Linked DNA regions of Homo sapiens: region 2 is linked to region 1. Evidence: chromatin contacts called from ENCODE Hi-C data. All regions are on one chromosome and are shown on one strand. Each heading gives the region's core, a stretch centred on a gene start or an enhancer-like site at or near the end of the contact. The rest is flanking DNA. Distances are from core to core; before and after follow the strand shown.

Evidence for each region. Hi-C counts contacts between places; a loop is a spot of excess contacts on that map. Pooled maps may share reads with other maps.
Region 2: a map with no recorded cell type shows a loop between it and region 1 (8-fold over the local background). The contact joins the enhancer-like site here to the promoter of MAB21L3 in region 1. A Hi-C loop is called at or near these places in 3 of 37 single-sample maps with no recorded cell type and 5 of 50 pooled maps.

The regions. Positions count from the first base shown.
Region 1 is chr1:116,108,742-116,114,618 of GRCh38, forward strand. MAB21L3 (mab-21 like 3) reads left to right here and starts at 2,658. Exons shown (of 8, transcript NM_152367.3): 1 at 2,658-2,769; 2 at 2,888-3,069; 3 at 3,666-3,922. The coding sequence starts at 3,875.
Region 2 is chr1:117,660,979-117,666,855 of GRCh38, forward strand. No RefSeq gene overlaps it. Among named protein-coding and RNA genes, the nearest start is that of TENT5C, 58 kb to the left of the region's middle. RefSeq lists enhancers at 3,270-3,509, 3,700-3,769. Within about 2 kb of position 3,518, at least 6 of the 41 ENCODE cell types and tissues checked have a DNase peak (open chromatin) inside an H3K27ac peak, as active enhancers do.

The sequences.
Region 1 (5,877 bases), core at 1,408-3,907:
CCCAGACCAAAGATCAAATTCAAACTATCTCAGTTACCATGTCAGGTGTGAAAGGAAAGAAGACCAGCTTTTTGATGGAACTGTGAAGACCAACCCAGTGAACAATCCTACCCACCAGGTAAGACCAGGAGAATTACTCACATACATTAAAAGAAGGATCTTTCATATGGAACCAACCTAATTGTCCATCGATCAATGAGTGGATGAAGAAAATGTGGTACATATACACCATGGAATACTACTCAGCCATAAAAATAATAAAATTATGTCTTTTGCAGCAATTTAGATGGAGCTGGAGGCCACTATTTTAAGTGAAGTTACTCAGGAATGGAAAAACCAAATACCTTATCTTCTCACTTATAGCTGGGAGCTAAGCTATGGGTATGCAAAGGCATACAAAGTGGTATAATGGACTTTGGAGACTCAGAAGGGGGACGTGGGAGGGGACTAAGGAATAAAAAACTACATATTGGGTACAATGTACACTATGTGGGTGATGAATGCACCAAAATCTCAGACTTTAGTACTATACAATTCATCCACATAACCAGAAACCACTTGTACGTAAAAAGCTATTGAAATAAAAATTTAAAAACAAAAAACCAAACAAGCCTTAAAAAATAGATCTTTTTCCTCAGGGAGTGAAATGGAGTATAAACACAAATATTTATTGAGGTCTTATCATGTGCCAAGTACTATGCTAAATTTTTTTTTATATCAGGCCTTTCTATAAAAGAAGATAGCAATTTAAGCAGTCACAGATGCATGTATATAATTAAATTTATAATTTGTAAGGTGATTTTACACATCTTAAAATATATTTTATTTACTAGAATGTCACTTTATAATGTGACATTCTAATAAATAATGTCATTTTGCATAATGTTTAATGCAAACAAATAAGCATTCAGTAATGTTTATTGAGGGCCAGTTGTGCGTTAGGTACTGAGGCTTCTCTGGAGATACAGAACAGACTGGCCCCTGCCTCGGGTTGTTCACTACTGTGGACTTCAGCACATCACAGACGATTATCTCTGCCTGGTATTCTGCATTGTCAGATTCAGTCTGAGTCATCTTGGGATTACAGGAAATCTTTTAAAAAGTCAGAGTTTGTTCCTGGCTAATATGGTGAAATCCCGTCTCTACTGAAAATACAAAAAAATTGGCAAGGCGTGGTGGCGGGCGCCTGTAGTCCTAGCTACTGGCGAGGCTGAGGCAGGAGAATGGCATGAACCTGGGAGGCGGAGCTTGCAGTGAGCCGAGATTGCGCCACTGCACTCCAGCCTGGGCGACAGAGCGAGACTCCGTCTCAAAAAAAAAAAAAAAGTCAGAGTTTGTAATCCTGCAAACTTTAACAAATTTGTATATTTAAGGTTGATTTTGATCAAGCTAACCTTCCTCCTTCTTGGAATTAAAATCTCAGACACTAAGTAAATCAGTAACAAACACTTCTGCTGGTAAACCAGGGCTAGCATTATCTCCCCGGGACTTCTCAGATTGGCAGCGTAGGGTTTTGCATGCCTTGTTAACCTGACTTGTAATAAGTTCTTAGTCTTCACAATGGAAACTGAGCCAAAGCAGGTTTACATTTCCGTACTTGCATTTGGTGTGAGTCATGAGAAAGGAGAATATTTATTTTCTGAGGAAGGAAGAGAACCTGAGCTAACTTTGAATTTCCTCAGTGGCCTAGCATACAAGTGCCTTAGGCTTACTGTAATTCAATCCTTTTGCGAATCCTATATCCAATTACCCAGATATCTACATCTAAAAAAAGCTTGTCTTCATCAAACTGTCAGACAGGAGCTGTCAGAGAGTCTATTTGTGGGACTGCCCTGTATTTCAGAGCATTTGCCCATAAGGAGCTAAATCATGGAGTAGGGAATTGGGTTGTGCCCCCACAACACACCTATTCCCTGGATATGACATCCTGGTAAAATCGGACTGTGTAGCTTCCCTGAGCACATGATTATTTCTTCGTTTCCTGATTGCTCAGTTGGCCCTGTTGGTTGCTTTCCCTGCTCACAGCCGGCAATTGTCGCTGGATCGTAGGGCAAGAGAATATTCCAGTTATAACATTTTGATCAGCTGCGGTACTGGAGCAATCAAGATAGGGCAGCCACAGGTGCAAAAATAATGAAAGTTTGTGCATCTGATGACAGGTGTCTGGGGTAACCCTCGAACATTAGGAAAGACCCCACCGGAGGAAAGGGACTCACAAGTTAATGATTACAGTGAAAGCAGAAGTAACAACAAAAATGAGCACATGAGAGAAACAGTGGGACTTTCGTAATGTTGAAAATGAGGTGGAGAGAGAATTCTAAATTGCAAGTTCAGAGAAAGAGGCTCTTGCTGTCTGTGAAAAACAAATAGTTTGGCACTACTATGATAAGAAAAGCCCAGGGAATAAGATTCTGAAAAATTTGGGAGCACTTGATATCAAAAGAAGGAGATTTAGAATTACATATAGAAACAAATGGAAAATCAAGGCTGTTTTGAGGGGTGCTATCAGAGGGTCATTGGAGAGGATGTAGCTTTACAATATTTATATCAGGCTGTGCATTGGCAGGAGTTCTGTAGAAGTTGGACTGAAAGCTGGAGGTAATGACGTGGGTGGGGCACAGAGCAGCTAGGGAGCTCTGATGCGGCTTTTGCTTGGGGCAGAGTATGGGAAGATATGCAAACGCTGAGGCCCCAAATAGTGCAGTGGCCTTTGTGGGCAGCACTTACAGGTGGGCTTGGAAACACTTGCCTTTGGAACATTGTTTAAAAGTAAGTAGTGCTCCCAGAAGGGCTGTAATTTCTTTAGATTATCTGATAGCAGACTCCGTGATGTTTACCAGCTTCAAGGAGATCAGACCATTGTGAAATTTTTTTTTTTTTTCTGTAGTAAAACTAGCCCCAGCCAGCCCAACTGGGAATTTACTGCCTGAGCTGTTTTCCAACATAAGTTTTGCTGGCAAAACCAGACGTGAGTGTTCCCTCGACTCTAAAGGGACCTGTTTACACTGACTTTATTTTTACTGCCAGCTTTCAAGTTGGAAGAGGGAAATTACGTTTAAAGGTCAGCAGGTGAGCAGAAGGATTCCTGACCAGCCATTCCTGTGGGTGTGTGCCCGTGTGCACTCTGTGTACGTGTGTGTGCCTGTGTATATGTGTGTGCCTGTGTGTACGTGTGTGCCTGTGTATATGTGTGTGCCTGTGTGTACGTGTGTGCATGCTTTTCTAAATGCCAACCGTTGTGCTCTGCGCTGGCTGACAAGACCTGATCACTTGTTTGCGGGCATAATGATGGGTGTCAGGCTGGTTGTTGGGCAGTTTCCTATTTGTTTATTGTAAAGAAGGTAAATCAATCCGTGGGATTTTCTGGCTTGGAGAGCAAGGGGTGTTTACTGTCAACAGGATAAGGACCAGGAGATATAAGATACTGAGTTCCACGGTGCATCTAGTGTTGGGACAGGAGCATAAAAGGTGGGGAGAAGCCAACTACAGGGTATTTCTGACTTGGATGGAACTTTTAAGTACTTGGGTGGGAAATACAATTTGGAAAATTGCTCTCTGGTGAAAGCACCAGTCAATGTAGCTAACTAAGGTATGATTAGGTTGGACTCAAATTCAATTTTATCAACTCTTCTTTTTAAATTCTTTTTTTTTTAATTTCCCAAAAGATGACAGATGGATTTTCACAATTTGGAAATAAAAACATGAGTGAAGGGTTCGGAAGGCAAGTCTCTGGTCCATTACACACTTCCAGAAAAACTTAGTACCCAGAGACTCACATTACTGGGAGTGCTATCTACTCACAAGTGTTGCACTCCATTGAGAAAAAAAAAAAAACCAGGAAGTTGCTGTTCTACTGAGGACTGACCAAGAAGCCATGAAATACCTTACTGTGGGAGACTTAGAAGATTGCCTACTGAATAAGGTAAGGACAGACCCGGTCTCTCCCATGAACCCCCTCCCCATTCACACTACTTCCAAACAAACCTTCGTCCAGAAAGGATCTCAGGCTCTTTCTAAAGACACATAAAATGCTCCTCAGAAAACAGACTGTCACCTATAACAATGTTTGGGGGCTTAACATATATCAGCCTTACTTCTCTTTGAGGGTCTGGTACCCAGAGACATGCTGAGTATAGAATATAGAATGGAGAGTAGGAATCTGGGGAATGAGGGGGAACTCCAGCTCTGCCACTGACACTCGTGTGGTTGTGAGTCACTTAACCTGCCTGAGCCTTGGCCTTCTTCTCTGTAAAATGGGAATAATAATAGGAGCTTCATGGGGTAATGGAAAAAGAGCTAATGAAATTAAAACAAAGCTTTTTAAAGACTGTGAAAGTACTAGGTTTTTAAATATTATTATATTTTTAGTACACATCAGTTAAGAACTTAATTTCTTCTAGATGGTCTAGATGGTCATGTCAAATGTTAGAACTTGAAGGAAACTTAAATATTACCTAGTTTAAGCCTTTTCATTTACGGATGAAGCTACTAAGGCATGATGTTAATGTTAAAACCAAAATATTTAAATTGACTAAGAAGTAGGCACTGGTCTGCAGTTTTCATGCCTTTACAAGTTCGAAAGAGAAGATCATTATCATAGTGATAAGTAAAATGTATTTCTTAGGCAAAACCATTAAGAGAGATAAATAAGGAAAACCTGGGATGATAAAAACTAGAGTAAACAAAGTGATTTCCCATTAATTCCTCCCTTTGAGGGCTCTAAGTGGAAGAGATATTGGCTGGCATTTTTTTCGTGGGTCCTGTATTTTTTGTAAGAAAAAACTCCAAACTTTTTAGTGTGGTGTTCAAGTAACTTCAACTGCTCTATCTTTCTACCCTCCGCTCCCCCTGCATTTCCAATAGCAGAAATCCTAAACAGTGTTCGACACGTTGAATCCAGTGTGTGCTCATGTTTTGTTTGGCCTGTAGATTATTTCTAATGTTTTTCACAAACATTTCAAAATAGATTTTGCATAGAAATCCAGATTTCTGTCTTTCCAGGGGAAAAAAATCAGAATATTTCGCAACTACAGGTCCCAGTTTCTTGCCTGGAAACTGTGTGCTGGGGCTGAGTGTTTGCTAGCCAGAGCACGTGCTGGCCAATTCTCAGGAGGCTGATCCTGTGTCTGACACTTGCTCCTGGTCCCCGCTGCCTCTCTCACGTGTGTCCCCTACTCCATTCCTGTAGGTGGTTGAGTCTCCCATTTCTGCCCAACAAGAACTGGGCCCTGAGCAGGCCAAGGGCCCCAGCTCCTCCTCGCCACTTTTCTGGCTCATATTCATCCTTCAAACTCAGAGTCCACTTTCTCAAGAAAGAGTCCCTGACACCCCAGCACAAAATGATTTTGCCCACATATTCACTCCCGTTATAATTAGTATTACTGGCACCATTTATTTGATCATGAGTTTGTATATTAACTCCTGACACTTTTCTATTATCATCTTGGTTGGCAACTTACATGTCATATCATTTCATTCTTTATAAGTTTCTGGAGGGAAGAACAGTGTCTTGCATACCTTTCTTTCCTTTGACATTCAGAGTATCTTGCACATATATGATCAGAAATATCTTTAGAGTTCGTTAAAGGCAAGAGTGGTGTGGAAGGCGACAGGTCAAGGTGCATACAGGATCTCATTTAACCTAATCAACAACTATGTGATGTACATATTGCCTCCATTTTTAGAGGAGGAAACAGAGGCTTGTGGAGATTAAATAACTTGTCCAAAGTTACACAGCTAAATTGAGAGGGTACTGAAGTTTCAGCCTTGTCTTCTTTACTCCAAAGGCCGAACGTCCTCTGCCAAACTCCTCTATATCTCTGCAAACACATACTAAGCACCTGCTTTGTGCAAAATACTGTGCTACGGTTTGAGGGT
Region 2 (5,877 bases), core at 2,268-4,767, 1.6 Mb after region 1:
GTGCCTACTAAAAAAAAAAAAAAATTAGCTGGTCGTGGTGGCACATGACTGTAGTCCCGGCTACTCGGGAGGCTGAGGCAGGGGAATCACTTGAACCCGGGAGGCGGAGGTTGCAGTGAGCTGAGATCGTGCTACTGCACTCCAGCCTGGTAACAGAGCGAGACTCTGTCTAAAAAAACAAAACAAAACAAAAAAAACCCAAACCCCAAAAAACAAAAAACAGTGGTATGCTGATGCCTGCCTCATGAGGTTGTGGTTAGGATGAAAAGAAGTGACATACATGAAATCAATGCTTCCTGCCTGCCACATGGGAGGGACTAGCCTCTTTCCCTCTGTAACCAGTAGGATAACTTCAATACTGTAGAGTAGAAGGGAGCCATAAAGGTCATGACCACCCCCACACCTGGCCTTCTCCAATCCTCTTAGTACCCCACACATAGAATCAGCACCAAGTATCAGCCAGGAGCAGGGTTGCAAAACCCTATTAGATTGAAGCTTCTGAATGTACAGCCCAGTCCTGACCAGTTCTAGGGATTAGGAAGGGAGTTACTTCTGCAGCAGGGAGCTCATTTCACTATCAGCAACGTCAGGTACCTGGAAAATACTTTCTGAAAAGACTGGACAAGAACAGCCAGGGAATGGGTTGGGAGGTGCAGGTGACAGCCTTTGGAAAGGGAAATGACCTGCAGAACCACTGTTGGTGCCTATATTTGTTCCTGGGATCAAGAAGAGCACAAGATTCATCCACTGAGATTCCTTACTTGCTGCTGCATGTTGCCAACAACTTTTTCTGCAATTACAAACTGAGAACATGTGGCATGGTCTGGACATTTGTCCTCTCCAAATCTCACGCTGAAATGTGATTCCCAGTGTGAGGTGGGCCCAGGTGGGAGGTGATTGGATCATGGGGGTGGATCCCTCATGAATGGTTTAACACCATCCCTTTGGTGATGAGTAACTTCTCACTTAGCTAATTCACATCAGATCTAGTTGTTTAAAAATCTGGGACCTTCCCCTTCACTCTCTTGCTCCTGCTCTTGCCATGTGATGTGCCTGCTCCTGATTCACCTTCTGCCATGATTGTAAGCTTCTTGAGGCCTCACCAGAAGCTAAGCAGGTGTTGGTGACATGCTTCTACAGCCTGCAGAACAATGAGCTTTTGTTTATAAATTACCCAGTCTCAGGTATTTCTTTATAGCAATGCAAGAACAACCTAATACAGAAAATTGGTACAGAGGAGTAGAGCTGTTATTAAGAGACTGGAAAATGCAGAAGCAACTTTGGAACTGGGTAACAGGCAGAGGTTGGAAGAGTTTGGAAGGCCCAGAAGAAGATGGGAAAATGAAGGAAAGTGTAGAACTTTTTAGAGACTTGTTAAGTTGTGGTGACCAAAATGCTGATAGAAAAATGGACAGTGAAAGCCAGGCTGAGAATGTCTCCGATGGAAATGAGGAATTGTTGGGAACTGAATTAAAGGTCACCCATGTTATGCCCTGACAAAGAACTTGGCTGCATTGTATTCATGCCCAAGGGATCTGTGGAAATTTGGTATTAAGAGTGATGATATGATATAGGGTGTCTTGCAGAAGAAATTTCTAAGCAGCAAAGCATTTGAGAGTAGCCTGGCTGCTTCTAACAACCTGTGATCAGATGCGGGAGCAACAAAATGCTTAAAGTTGGAACCTATATTTAAAAAGGAACCAGAGCATAAAAGTTTGGAAAATTTGCAGCTTAGCTATGTGGCAGAGAAATAAAAAGCCTTTTCAGGAGAGGAATCCAAGCAGGCTGTGGAACAACCACTTGCTAGAAATATTAGCATGACCAAAAGGAAGCAAAGTGCTAATTTCCAAGACATTGGGAAAATGCCCTGAAGGCATTTCAGAAATCTCTGAGGCAGCCCTCCCATCATAGGCTCAGAGGCCTAGGAGGGGAAGAATGGTTTCTGGGCCAGACCCAGGGCCCCATTGCCCTGTGCAGCCTCAGGACCCTGCTTCCTGCATCCTGGCTGCTCTGGCCCCAGCTTTGGCTCAAAGTGCCCCAGACACTCCTTGGGTGGCCACTTTGAAGCGTGCAAGCCACTGCTAGCCTTGGTGGCTTTCACATGGTGTTAAATCTGCAGGCGCCTGGAATGCAAGAGTGAAGGAGGCTTGGCAGCTTCCCCCTAGATTTCAGATGATGTATGAGAAAGCCTAGATGTTGAGGCAGAAGCCTACCACACGGGCCGAGGCCCCACAGAGTAACTCTACTAGGGCAATGTGGAGGAGTAATGTGGGGTTAGAGCTCCCACAAAGACTCCCCACCAGGGCACTGCCTAATGGAGATGTGGGAAGGGGCCCACTGCCCTCCAGATACAAGAATGGTAGATTCACCAGCAGCTTGTAACTTCTTCCTGGAAGAGCTGCAAGTACTCAACTCCAACCTGTGACAGCAGCCACCATGGGTTGTACCTTGCAAAACACAGTGGCAGGGTACACCTTGGGAGCCCACCTCTCACACCAGGATGCAGGATATGGAATCAAGGATTGTGTTGGAGCTTAAAGATTTAATGCCTTCCCTGCTGGGTTTCAGACTTGCATGGAGCCTATTACCCCTTTCTTTTGGCCAATCTCTTCCTTTGGGAATGAGAACGTTTACCTAATACCTGTACCACTCCTGTATATTGAGAGTATAAATCATTTGTTTTTGATCTCACAGCTTGTAGGTGGAAGGAACTCATCATCATAGGTAAGACTTTGGACTTCGGACTTGAGACTTGTGAGTTAATACTGGAACAAGTTAAAACTTTGGGCGACTATTGCAAAGGCACGATTGTGTTTTGAAATGTGAGAAGGATGTGAGATTTGCGGGGGGCTGGAGGTGGAATGATATGGTTTGAATATTTGTTCCCTCTGAGTCTCATGTTGAAATGTTATTCCCAGTGTTGGAGGTGGGGCCTAGTGGGAGGTGACTGGATCATGGGTGGATCCCTCATGAATGGTTTAGCACCTTCCCCTTGGTAATAAGTGATTTCTCCCCCAGTTAGTACACAAGAGATCTGGTTATTTAAAAGTCTGGGACCTCCCCACTCTTGTTCTCTTGTCCCCTTTCTTACCATGCAAAATGCCTGCTCCTGCTTTACTTTCTGCTATGATTATAAGCTTCCTGAGGTTCTCACCAGAAGCTTAGCAGATGTTGGTGCCATTCTTGTACAGCCTGCAGAACCATGAGCCGATTAAACCTCTTTTGTTTATAAATTACCCAGTCTTGGCTATTCCTTTATAGCAATGCAAGAAAGGACTAATACAACATGGAATGTATTTTCTTTTTCCTCTGATTATATTATCTGGGCACTACCGTGGATCAAAGCCGCAGTCATGACCTCATCATGTTGCTTCTGGGCGACAACTAAACAAATTTAAATATGAATTTAAAGCACACACATTTCTAGAAATCCAGTGTCAGAAGCCTTAAATATCAACTATTTATGTGAGTAGTCATCAAGCGTCTGGTTTGTGACGACTTTTGCACTGTTTTGTCACTATCTGGTGGCTTACAGGAAACCTCCCATTCTACGTGGTTGAAGAAAGAAGAAGTGACACCTTGATGTTTTTCTCAGAAGCTATGGTTGGGGACCTCCCCCTGAAAGCATGCAGATAATTAGTCATCTTGGAGACTATTTTTTAGTACAAGGTAGTCACAGGAAGGCCATGTGAGTACGGAAAGTTATGAGGCTTTGATTCTAATCCCAGTGCACCTTAAATGTCTGTGGGATCTTAGGAAAAATCACCCTTTCTGAGTCCCAGTTCTCTCAGATGTAATAAGAGAAGGTAGATAGAATGCTACCTAAGGGATTTTTTTTTTTGTCCTGACATTTTGTGATTTTTTTTTCACACACAAATAGAGGATGATATTTTGTGATTTTAATATAACCACAAAACTTACAGATCTGCAGAACTTTAGTCTATATCCTCATCACCTTCCTATAGAGCTGTGAGGAGATTCTTCTAACAACTCAATGTCTCTTCCTAGGTCAGTCTTTCTGGAGTGGTCCTTGGGCCTTTCAATACCCGAGTGTTCCTTCTAAAAGATACAACTAATGCCTTTTTCCCTTAAAAAAAAATCTTAATTGGAAACGATTTACCACTTTTCATCTTAACTATGGGTGGCATTTTTCTATTTCTTCACATGTCTAGTAATTTTTTTTTTTTTTTTTTGAGACAGAGTCTTGCAGTGTCACTAGGCTGGAGTTCAGTGGCACGATCTTGGCTCACTGCAACCTCCACCTCCCAGGTTCAATTGATTCTCCTACCTCAGCCTCCCGAGTAGCTGGGACTACAGGCACGCACTACCATGCCCAGCTAATTTTTGTATTTTTAGTAGACACAGGGTTTCACCATGTTGGCCAGGATGGTCTCGATCTCTTGACCTTGTGATCTGCCCACCTCGGCTCCCAAAGTACTGAGATGACAGGTGTGGGCCACCGCGCCCGGCCTGTTCAGTAATTTTTTATCGTGTGCTAGACTTTGGTGGATGATACTTTGTAGGGAGCCTGGATTTTCTTGTCTTCCTTTAAATGGTGGTGAGCTTTGTTCTAGCAGACAGTTAAACTACTAGCACATCTTTTTGGTCCTGTTAGGCTTGGTTTTATTCTTTGTTAGGGCAGGTCTATTTCTGTTTTGAACTTAGTCTTAGGGCACGCCTCTTAACCCTAGAATGTGTTCCCTGCTTTTAAAGTGTGGTCTTTCTTGTATCACCACTGAAAGCCTGAAGTGCTCAGTGAGGTTTCTCCACTCTGCCTGGAACTCTAGAGTCTCCAATATTGCATCATCTCTAGAATTACTGTCCGCTCTCAGCTCTGCGACTGGTGATCTTTGCTAAGCAATGGTCTCACCCAGTACATATATACTTTAACCCTGGATCAAGAATACTTATCCAGATTTCTCCCCCCATCCCCTAAAACACGTACACCATGTGCAGTTCCCTCTTCCTTCTTTCCCTGCCCCACACATCCCAGCTGCTTCAGCAGCCCAGAACTTCACTTCTGCCACCTCAGTTCAGCTTGAGCTCTACCTCAAGAGCTCAAGGAAAGAAAACCTCCCTAGACAGAAAGCCAGGCTGATCATGTGACTTACCTTGTATGTTTCTCTTCTCTCAAAAATCACGGGGCCCTGCACTACCTGCCATTCAGTGCTTGAAAACATCATCTCATGTATCTTGTTTGATTTTATGATTGTTTTTGACAGAAGGGCAAGTCTAGTACTAGTTAGTCTGTCATCCATTGAGAACTAAATCCCCATATTTCACAGCAAGAAGTTTGTACATAACACCTAAAACTGAATATTTTTATTTTTTGAGACAAGGTCTCACTCTGTCGCCCAGGCTGGAGTGCAGTGGCACAAACATAGCTCACTGCAAACTCAACCTCCCTGGCTCAAGCAAGTCCTCCCACTTCAGCCTTCTGAGTAGCTGGGACTACAGGTACAGGCGTGTGCCACCATGCCAGCTAATTTTTGACACGATCTCACTATGTTGCCCAGGCTGGTCTTGAACTCCCGGGCTCAGGTGATCCTCCCATCTTGGTCCCCCAAAGTGCTGGGATTACAGGCAGGAGCCACCACACCCAGCTAAAGCTGAATAATTAAGAAACAACCATATAGGCACATTTTCAATATATACAGGTAATCTGTAGACAATCCAATGTCAGAAATAGTCAAAAGTAATTCTGTCTACTTTGCAATTGGGACTGGCTGGGGTGAGGGATGGGGCTGGGTTCAACTGCTTTTTTAAGAAAAAGTCCTTCTGTACAATTTGATTTTCTAAATCATGTGTAGGTATTATCCACTCTTGTTTATCTCTGTATAAAGCCCAACCAAACTCTTCAGTTTAGCATACAAGGCC